3 separate regions of the Homo sapiens genome follow, and all the other regions are linked to region 1. A link is a contact called in ENCODE Hi-C or POLR2A ChIA-PET data. All regions are on one chromosome and are shown on one strand. The core of a region is the stretch at or near the end of the contact, and the rest is flanking DNA. Distances in the headings are between cores, read along the strand shown. Region 1 overlaps SIL1 (SIL1 nucleotide exchange factor). Region 2 has its middle 74 kb from the start of HSPA9. Region 3 has its middle 11 kb from the start of SNHG4.

Region 1 (3,375 bases), core at 573-3,072:
ACAGGGCTGTGTTGGAGAGCTACCAGATGACCCTCAGGAAGGTGATTTGCTGCCCCTCCCTCTGAGGTTCCCTTTATCTCCTCAGAGGTGGGCAGATGATTGTGTCTGTGTGTGTGTATTGTGTGTGTGTCTGTCAGTAGGGTCTAGAGACCCTCTTGTGAGTTGCTGTTACTGTGGTGAGGAGTGGGTGTCTCATAGTTGCTTACGTGGGTGGCTTCCAGTTGGGGGCTGTACATGAAGGGGTCAGATGATAGCCCTGCCTTTCCCCAGTGTCCAGATGGAACTCCTGAGGCCATACAGGTCCCAACACAAAGTGATGTGCAGCTCATGTGTTTTGTTATTCCTGGAAGCTTGACTTTGTAGTGGAAGATTTGTACAGTGTTTTTTTTGTTTTGTTTTTTGTTTTTTGTTGTTGTTGTTGTTAAACCTATTCCATTTTTATTCAATTCGGTAATTGTATCTTTTTTTTTTTTTTAAGATAGAGTCTTGCTCTGTTGCCCAGGCTGGAGTGCAGTGGCGTGATCTCAGCTCACTGAAACCTCTACCTCCTGGGTTCAAGCGATTCTCCTGCCTTAGCCTCCCGAGTAGCTGAGATTACAGGTGCCTGACACCACACCAGCTAACTCTTGTATTTTTAGTAGAGACGGGGTTTCACCATGTTGGCCAGACTAGTCTTGGACTCCTGATTTCAAGTGATCTGCCCGCCTCAGCCTCCCAAAGTGCTGGGATTACAGGCGTGAGCCACTGCGCCCAGCCAATTGTTTGTATCTTAACTGATTGATTACCTAGCCCCACTCATCCCTGGATGGCAGGCAAATATAGATGTCTCTTGAACCCATCTATTTCAGGATTACACATCCTGCAAATTCTTGCTTTCCCAGATGATGGAGGCCACACATTAAGGCATAAGCAAGGTGGGGCCACCAGAGGAAATCTTTCTTTCTGGGCAAGAAGGTGAGCTGCACTTCATCAGGTGAATGATTGAGCCTGGCCCCATATACCCCTGAGATGTGCCCTCTGCCCTCAGTGCATGGCATCATCTCAGAGGCATTTCAGAAGAAAAATAATAGTTTTTTCCTGTTCTAAGGGAATGAAAAGAGTATTTGTTGCACTTAGAAATGTCACGAGGACGCGTGAGTGAGCACATCCCTCTGCTGTGCCTCTGGTGTCCTGGTCTGGCCTGGCAGTCTCAATCACAGAAGCTCTCTTCAGTTACACCTTAGCATTTCCTTGGCCCCCATCTAACTAGTCACCCTCATCCTTATTCCCATCCTAGAGCTCTGCCTTTTCCAGTTGTTTTCCTTTTCAGAAATTCAAGCTTACTTTTCAGCCCTTGTTGTTCCGGTTGGTTGACCCTGGAGCAGGATTTCCGTGCACATACCTTGTTGGCCCTGCCACCCGTGCAGCGGCACAGGACCCCACACTCAAAAGGGCCCGTGCTTGGCTTCATGCTCTGTTCTCACTGTCTTGAAATTTCTGATAATTCTTGAACAAAAGGCCCTACGTTTTCATGTTGCACTTGGGCCTGAAAATTATGTAGCCAGCCCTGAGCCCAAGGGTGAAGTCAGCCCCGGGGTGTGTGCTGGGCAGCAATCTCCTGGGCCCCCTGGCCGAGCTGGGCTGCCTTCCCTGTGGTCAGCTCCTTCAGTCCCCTTCCACCCAGACACTTGCTTAGCTTCAGTTAGCTAAAATATGACCTCTGACTCTTGGCTGATTGCCCAAATTGCTGTCACCCTGACCCAAACTCTTTGGTTTTTGCAAATGCAATCACTTCCATTTTTGCAGCCTGCCCCACCCCCAGCCCATCTCCCTGCAAGATTTACAGAGTAGCAGCTGCTGTCGTCCCTCTGCACACAGACAGCTGACTTGCCTGCTGATTGTGAACATCCCAGTAATCCAAGTGCTAATGGTATTTATTTAGTCCAGCCGGCTTAGCCCTGAACAAGGTTTATTCTCATTTATCGCATCGGAGATGAGCTACGTCCTTAATATCCTTCTGTTGACTTTGAGCACACCAGCGCCACTGATGTCACTTTGAGGCGTGCCAGGCCCCCGCCCCCTTAACTCAGATCCCCAACTGTCAGGACACCTACCTTCCAGCCAGCAGGACTGGTCCCTCCAGGGGTGGGCCGCAGCTCTGGTCCAGAGTCCATAGGCTGGAGGAGGATGGGGCTGCCATACATGATATGTGCTCGAGGCATCCAGGCCAAATAAAGCTGTGCTCTCAAAGATGTGGTCTGGCCTCTTTGTGTAGTGAGCCTACTGTAATTATCTTTTGGCCACAGTGCATTGGCTAGCAGTGTGGCATTTTGGCATTCATTAACTGTTCTGTCTTTTACATGGGTAGTCCTAGCTCTGCCTCACAGGTGAAAACTTGCCCAAGGCCATGAGCCATTCATTGCTTATGAGATTCCCAGCAAGGGTCCTGCAGGCCCTGGTCCTTGCACATCCAGAGGCCTCACTCTGAGCTGTTTTGGTAGTTGCCTCCCCCAGCCCCAGGCTGTGAGCATTTAAAGCCCAAGGCAGAGCTGACTGGCGAGAGGGTCTGTTTCTAGGAGCAGATTCTACCCTTGGTGGGTGATTGCTCAGGAAACCTTCAGCTCTACTGGCCCTGCCTGGATGGACTGAGGAGCAGCTGGAAGCGCAAGCCTCATCTTCCCCCTCTTCCTCTGCTGTGTTTCTTCAACCCCTTGCCTGGGCAGCCCTAAAAGGCCACTTCACAGGGTGGCCTTTTAGGAAACTCCTGAAGCTGTGGGAACCCTGGGGTAAGGCCTGGAGTTCCCAGGGTTCCATGGGTACCTCGTTTAAGCTGATCATGTGAAGAGGCCAGGCAGGGCATGGGCCCAGGGCTGCCAAGGCTGTGCACTGTCACAGCCCATGTTTGGCCCATGGTCCTGCCGTACCCACAGACTTGGCTGTGGGTGAAAACATGAATTTATTGCCTTATGAACCTGATTTCAGCAATTTACAAAAGGTCAGACTTTCTCTTTTCTCTCCGATTTACTTATCTGATGTTGGAGCTCTCTTCTCTCCTACTCTAAATGGGGTGGGAAGAGCCTGCCTGAGGGGGACAGAGTGGGTGGGACTGGGCTGCTGCTGGCTTGGCTGTGGGTGGCTCCCGACCCACATCAGCCCACCTTCTGAAGAGAAGGGACTTCTCTTTGCCCTGGTCACAGTGCAGAAAGTGGAAGGGCTTTGGTTGCCCAGCCCTGGGTGATTAACTGAGGCTGCGATGATGGGGTGCTGTGATGAGCTTTGTGCTGTCTTTGGAGGGCCTTGTCTCTGCTGCTCTGAGGGCCCATGAGGGATGGGACTCCTTGGCAGTGCTCCCAAAGGCTGATGCGATGTCAGATCTCTCAGCCCCCTTGGGGAAGC
Region 2 (3,375 bases), core at 237-2,736, 310 kb after region 1:
GAAGAGGCACAGCCATGCCTTTCCCCTGAGCTGGGATGGGAAATCCCATGATGCACCTTTGAGGTGATAAAAGGACAAATCAAGAAAGAAATTCTTGGCCAGGCATTGTGGCTCATGCCTGTAATCCCAGCACTTTGGGAGACCGAGGCAGGCGGATCACCTGGTGAAACCCTGTCTCTACTAAAAATACAAAAATTATCGAGGCATGGTGCCATATGCCTGTAATCCCAGCTACTTGGGAGGCTGAGGCAGGAGAATCTCCTAAAACCCAGAGGAGGAGGTTGCAGTGAGCCGAGATTGTGCCACTGCATTCCAGCCTGAGTGACAGATCAAAACTCTGTCTCAAAAAAAAAAAAAAAAACCACACACACACACACACACACACAGAAAGAAAGAAATTTTTCTTTCTTCCTTTTTTTTTTTTTCTTTTTTAGGAGACAGAGTTGCCCCGGCTGGAGTGCAGTCGTGCGAAGCTGGCTCCCTGAAGCCTCAACTGCAGGTGTGTTATGTGTCCACCATTTACTGATCACCCCATCTGAAGACGGTCCCCCGGCCCTGACCTATTACTTTCTATCTTAGCGCCCTGTTTGTTATGGTACTAGGTATAATTCATATTATTCCATATTGTCTTGTGTCTTCATTTTTTGTGGGTTTTCACTCCTGGAGTGGAAGCTCTGTGAAGGCAGGGGCCACATTGCCTGGTCAACACTGTATTCCAGTTACTTAGCATCAAGCTTCACACATCATGGTGTTAGTTAAATACTCTTTGAATGAACTGAATGCATGGAGCCGGGGTGGGGTGGCTGCCAAAGAGAAGGTCTTCAAAGCTGAGGCTGACTCTGCCTGCTCCCCTGTGGCAGCCCCATCTGCAGACAGCAGCTGGGCAGATTCCTCCTTCCCTAGGAGACCAGGCTTATGACCCCGGGGGAATTGAGAGGCCTCTCCAGACCTTGGCCTCCTTCCTCTCCCTTGGGAAAACTCCAGTTGTGACCCCTCCTAGCTGTCCCCGGAGCTGCCTTCTGAGGACCAGGGGTTAATGGTCAGTGTTTATCACCTCCCACTCCCTGACAAGATCCCCAGGTCACTGGAAAGCTTGGCCCAGCCCAAACTGATACCTTGCATGGGCCAGGGACTCAATCTGGGGACAGCAAAGAGGGACTGAGGAGGAAGCTCCTCCACGCATTATAATATCCATGAAGTGAATGCAAATGAACTGAAAGCACCTTTTGAATAAGCAGCTTTTACTGAGGGAGCTGCTCTAATCCCTAAATGGCTTTGCTGACAGGGAGGAGCTTCCCAGTGGTGGAAGGGGTGGGAAATGGGGACACACTGTCAGGAACCGGCTCTGCAGCGCCCTTGTCCCTGCACTTTTAGATTCCGGACACGCTTCTTGTGGCTAATGGAACTCGGAGATCTCTAACCTTGGCCTCCATATTCCACTCCCTGCCCCCGCCCCCAGAGTCTGCGGAGCCCAGCTTCTGTGTTTCCAGGAGGCTGAGGCTGCTGGGTGCTGGGTCTCAGTGTCGAGTGATTCTCTGGGACTGGAAGCAGCTGAGTGTGCCTCCAGTGATGTAGCCCTGTGGGCTCTCTGGTGACCATGTGAGACATCCCTGGGCCTGTGTGTAAAGGTGTGTGGCCGTGTGCACCAGTGGGTTTGTGTCCATTTACACACCTCCTGGAAACAAGTGTCATTGTGTTTGTGCCTCTGTCTGTCCCCACCCCCACATCTCCATCCATCTGTATTCCTCCCCAGGTTAGCGGGGGCTGGCCTCAGCTGGGGAATCATGCTTTTTCAAGGACTAATGACTTTTATCAGAATGATAATGAACTGATGACACAGGGAGGCCCTGGGCTCTGGAGAGAAGCCAGAGAAGGAGCAGTTGGGGACAGAGAGGAGGCTGGTAGGGTTGGGAGGCTAGAGGACTATGCCTCCCAGAAAGGCCAGCCAGCTCCATTCCTCTTTCAGTGGGGGAAGGAGACAGGGACAGAGGAAACCCAGGGGATGTTGGAAACACATTCTCCATTTCCCTTCCCTGTCCCGCCTGCCTCTTCCTGAACCTTCCATTCCCTGCTTTGCTATTCTTCTCGCCCTCCCAGAGGACTCCCCTTGACTACGGGGCTGTGAGGCTAAAGCTGGCTATTCCCCTCTCCCAGTCTCCTTCACTCTAGCCCTTACTCAAAGCCAGGTCCTGCCCAGAGATGGAGAGGGGAGCTGCTCCTAGAATTCTGAGTGGGCAGAGACACATAGGTGGCCTGAGCAGGTCTTAGAGGACCAGAAACTTGAAAGCTGCCCCTTGGGCATGAAGCTTGTCAAGGCTAATTGGCCTCAATATTCTTTCATAATGAGTGTAGGGCCAGGTGAGTTGTCAGTGGGGAAAGGAGAGGAGAATTCAGAAGCTCACAGAACATCCACACCAGGGACTTGGGAGATCACAAAACCAGGAACTGTTCTCATTGGTCAGAGAAGATAAGTGATACCAATCTCCCAAAGGTTTCGGAGAGATTTCAGGCAGAGTCTGCAGCATGCAGGGGCTCCCTCACTGGAAAAGCTCCTTCACCTGCTGCAGAGAGGCAGCCACGTCTCCCCAAGCCGGAGCACTCTGGCCTCTAGCACAGCCTGGCATGCAGTGAATACTCAATAAACATCAGCTGTTGTGGATATTAGCATAATCTTCTGGTGGAAAGTCTCTGAGGGTGGTCCCTGCAGAGAGGGGTAAGCTTCTAGGACCCTGGGATTCACAAGGAACGGGGACAGTGCAAGGCAGGCATGGTACCAAGAGACCCAGCTTAAAGACCAAGGAGGCAGGCATGCCGGCCCCCACTGTGGCCTCTCCTTCTCCTGCCCCAGTCTTTCAGGGTCATCCTCCCTCTGGGGCCTGCAGGGAGTCCTCCCTCTGTCCCAGGCAGGCCCAGTGACCTTTTGCTCAAGTCTGCAAATATATTCTTGTCTAGTCTTGGAAATGAAATTGTGCTCAACATTTGTATAGGGCTTTTCCATTGCCCAGCCCTTTACAGACATTAGCTAATTAAATGGAGGAGGGATAGAGAGGAGCTGGCCTCTGCAGTCAGGGACCCCAGGCCCTTCTTACCTGGGCCCCAGTCTCACTCCTCCCTTCTTTCCTGCAAGATTGGCCTTACTCTAAAGAGAAGGCAACTCCTGAGGAATTGGCCACTGAGTCAGAAAGCAAGGGAAGCTGGGAACTTGGTAATCTGTGGAATGTGTAAGGGTCTTCCTGAGGTCATCCTGTCCCACAGCCACACCCAACAACTGGCTTAGTCTGAAAGTGCAGTTCTGTGTCTGCCATGAGTGGGTCAAACACACAGGGCACACAGCTGTGTGGCCTGTTCTAGGGATGGGGCCAACCTCTCACCCCA
Region 3 (3,375 bases), core at 390-2,889, 310 kb before region 1:
TACAAGATAAATATGTAAAAGATATTTTATTACATGTTATATAACTATAAGGGCTAAGAATACAGTAGCGAAAAAAAAGGAAGATGTAGGAGTTACTATACAAGGAGTGAAGAGTGTCAAGACAGGCTATACTGAGGAGGTGACATTTGAATGAAGACTTGAAGGAGATAAAGAAGTTACCATGCAGAGATTTTGGGGTTGGTTGAGTGGGAGGGAGTTCCATCAGAGAGAAAAGCAAATTCAACGGGTCTGTGGCAGACTGAGCCAAGGGTGAGACTAAGCCGGCGGGGAGGCAGGGTGGTAAGAGATGAGGTTAGAGAGATTAAGGGGGTGGAGTCCAGACACCAGACTTTATAAGGAAAAGAAGTGATATAATGCAGATGATATACCATGATATAATAATAATACCATACAACAAATTTATTATGTTGCTGCAAAACAAATTATCCCAAAACTTCAAGAACTTAAAGTAACAAATGTTTATTTCATACAGTTTCTGGGGGTCAGGATTGGGGAGCAGCTCAGCTAAGCTGGCTCAGGGTCACTCATGAGGTTGTAGTCAAGCCGTCCACTAGGGCTGCAGTCATCTGAGGCCCTGATGAGGGCCAGAGGATCTGCTACCAAGATGGCTCACTTGGCTGTTGATAGAAGGCCTAGTTCCTTATCACATGACCTTCCACAGCACTGTTCACTACATGGCAACTGGCTTGCCCCAGAGTGAGTGATCAGATGACAGAGTGACCAAGAAAGAAGCCACAGTGTCTTTTATAACCTAATCTTGTATGTTACATATGATTACTTCTGTCATATTCTATTGGTCACACAGACAAACCCTGGTACCATATGGGAGAGGGGATTTACAAGTGCATGAATATCAGTACATGGACAGCATTGGGGATGGATCATCCTGGAGGCTGGTTACCACACTGGCTTGTAGAAAATTTCCTCAGAATAACCATTTCTTCAAGAAATACCAACAAATATGTGGCCCCTAAAATACTAGAGTTCCCAACCCTATCTGGGTTGGAGCCTGAACGAGGACAGTCCAAAGAGCAGGGGCTTCAAAAACTGCTGAGAGTCTGAAGATTTTATTTCAATTCTGCATGAGCATGCTTTTTTCTTCAAAGCCCCACTTCCTCTAGGCCTGGCCTCATTATTTCATTCAGCCAATTAACTCAACTTGTAATAATCTTAGTTAAACCTGCAAATTAAAAAAAAAAAAAAGCAAAAGAAAAGAAAAGACAAAAATAAACCCTTTGAGGAAATCTATAGAACTTCAGAGGCAGCCTGGACCTCTCTCGGTAATTTAACCTTGAGATGACACTGAACTTTGCGAAGGGCAGAGCAGACCCACCCATCCCCCTAAAATCCCTAGGTCTCTTCTTGTCGAAGAGAGGCATCTTGTCTAGTCTAAGAAGAATGACTGAGGACAGACTATTTGCTCTGTCCCGGAAGGCCAGTACTGGATTTATCCAGAAACAAAAAACATGGCTCTCCTGAGACCCAGGGCGGGCCTCTTGCCCAGCCCCCACCAGACTCAGCCTTGGCTGTGCAGCCCATCAGCCAGTTTCCTAAGCTGAGCAGCAGATGGCATCCCAGCCTCAGGAGCGAGCAGCTGAGGTTTCTAGAAAGAGCAGCATCACTGTAAGGAACTCAGACTGCGGCTTGGCATCTGGGAGCCCTGCCTCCCCAGCTCCCAGCTCAGGGAAGTTTCTGCTCTGTGCCTACAGATTAGGATACTGTTAGGCCAGTGTCTCAGAGAGTAGGGCCTGAAGCCCCTAGTCAGGAAACAGATGGTGAACACAGGGTCTTTTCTGAGAAAGATAAAAATCAGTGGTTTCTGCAATTATATAAGCACTAAAAAAAATTTTTTTAAACGAAGAAAACCAGTGGCTGCTGTTCTCAGACAGGCTGTTTTTCCTTCACTTGCCCTTTGCTTGAGAGGGTCCACAATGACTATATCTTGGTCTGGGGGCTGGCAGGTCCCTGGCGGGAGCCTCCTGGGATGGCCAGATGGAGCCAAAGACAACTTGAGGGATCAGTGGGCTACTGAAAGCATCTAGGGAATTCCAAGGGTTCAAAATTGAATATTTTTTTTCCCCTGATGACCCAAATGAAGAGCTATACCCCAGAGCTGACCGCCAATGACGCAGGCAGGGCTCAGTCCTGCAGGCCTTGTTTCTGTGCCTCAATCTTACTCCCTCTCCTTATGCTCCTCCTCCTCTCTGTTCCATTTTTTCTCTCCTTCCTTTTTCCTCTATCATTTCTATCCTTTTACGTCTTTCACTGTGTGGCTCTATTTCTTTCTTCTGCTCCAGTGTAGGAAAGAAAGCTGATTACCAAACTGCCTCGGCAAAGTGGCCATGGGCATTGAGCCACACACAATTCCCTGTCTTTAGGGACTCAGACCTTGTCTATACTTGCCTCTCTCTCCCTTCCTCATTTCTTCCCTCCCTGCTGCTGATACCTGATGGCCAGTCCCAAGGAGACCTGGACAAAGAGAGGTCCAGAGGTCACCAAGAAAATCTACTCTCCCCCCACAGAACCTGTACTCCCTGCTTTGTAGCTCCTGACAGGAAATACTCCAGAGGCTTCCCAGTAGGGCTGAGGTCCACTGAGCCTCCTGTTCACTGAGCACTCACTGTTTGCCACTAAAATGTGAGCTTGAGGGCAGGGCCCTGTCTACCTTGTTCACTGCTATACCCACCATATCTAGCACACAGTAGATACTCAAGAAATAATTGTTAAAAAATAATGAGTGGGGGATGGAAAGATGAATGTTGAGCACTGTATTAAGTATTAGGGGCACAGGGCTGGGCGTGGTGGCTCACGCCTGTAATCCCAGCACTTTGGGAGGCCGAGGTGGGCAGATCACAAGGTCAGGAGATCGAGACCATCCTGGCTAACATGGTGAAACCCCGTCTCTACTAAAAATACAAAAAATTAGCCAGGTGTGGTGGCATGCACCTGTGGTCTCAGCTACTTGGGAGGCTGAGGCAGGAGAATCGCTTGAACCTGGGAGGCTGAGGTTGCAGTGAGCCGAGCCAAGATTGTGCCACTGCACTCCAGCCTAGGCAACAGAGCGAGACTCTGTCTAAAAAAAAAAAGTATTAGGGGTACAAACATTAAAGGTGCAATCCCAGTCCATAAAGAGAAGAACACCCAGACAATCAGTCACCTATGATCTGGAACAGTAACTATGAGAATGATGGTGGTAGAAGCTGCAGCAGTGCCTGAGTATGTGCTGTGAAGACAGGGAATGCTTGGTTCACTCACTAATTCAACAATTATTCATAAAGAGCCTACTAGACTCTGGGCTAAGCAAGGAATAAGGTAGGTCCTTGTCCTCAAGGAGCTCCCAGTTGGATGTGGGAG

Evidence for each region. A loop is a pair of places that touch in the nucleus more often than their neighbours do. ChIA-PET counts read pairs that join two places held with the same protein, here RNA polymerase II (POLR2A). Pooled maps may share reads with other maps.
Region 2: a map of endothelial cell of hepatic sinusoid shows a loop between it and region 1 (4-fold over the local background). The contact joins two enhancer-like sites. A Hi-C loop is called at or near these places in 2 of 168 maps with a recorded cell type or tissue (Caco-2 and endothelial cell of hepatic sinusoid) and 1 of 37 single-sample maps with no recorded cell type. POLR2A ChIA-PET finds 5 or more read pairs at or near these places in 1 of 52 experiments (activated CD4-positive, alpha-beta T cell).
Region 3: a loop to region 1 is called in a map of dorsolateral prefrontal cortex, with 2.2 times the contacts of the local background. The contact joins two enhancer-like sites. A Hi-C loop is called at or near these places in 4 of 168 maps with a recorded cell type or tissue (A673, Caco-2, dorsolateral prefrontal cortex and 1 more), 1 of 37 single-sample maps with no recorded cell type and 7 of 50 pooled maps.

Annotation. Positions count from the first base shown.
Region 1 is chr5:138,953,843-138,957,217 of GRCh38, reverse strand. The region is part of intron 7 of SIL1 (SIL1 nucleotide exchange factor); the gene reads left to right. It overlaps LOC124901079 (a long non-coding RNA gene), which reads right to left. Exons shown (of 2, transcript XR_007058954.1): 1 at 1-3,375. Among named protein-coding and RNA genes, the nearest start is that of LRRTM2, 80 kb to the right of the region's middle. RefSeq lists an enhancer at 2,903-3,375. Within about 2 kb of position 1,822, at least 12 of the 41 ENCODE cell types and tissues checked have a DNase peak (open chromatin) inside an H3K27ac peak, as active enhancers do; they include dorsolateral prefrontal cortex, where a contact is called at or near this core.
Region 2 is chr5:138,647,472-138,650,846 of GRCh38, reverse strand. No RefSeq gene overlaps it. Among named protein-coding and RNA genes, the nearest start is that of HSPA9, 74 kb to the right of the region's middle. RefSeq lists an enhancer at 1-355. Within about 2 kb of position 1,486, at least 2 of the 41 ENCODE cell types and tissues checked have a DNase peak (open chromatin) inside an H3K27ac peak, as active enhancers do.
Region 3 is chr5:139,261,040-139,264,414 of GRCh38, reverse strand. No RefSeq gene overlaps it. Among named protein-coding and RNA genes, the nearest start is that of SNHG4, 11 kb to the left of the region's middle. RefSeq lists an enhancer at 1,691-1,760. Within about 2 kb of position 1,639, at least 6 of the 41 ENCODE cell types and tissues checked have a DNase peak (open chromatin) inside an H3K27ac peak, as active enhancers do; they include dorsolateral prefrontal cortex, where a contact is called at or near this core.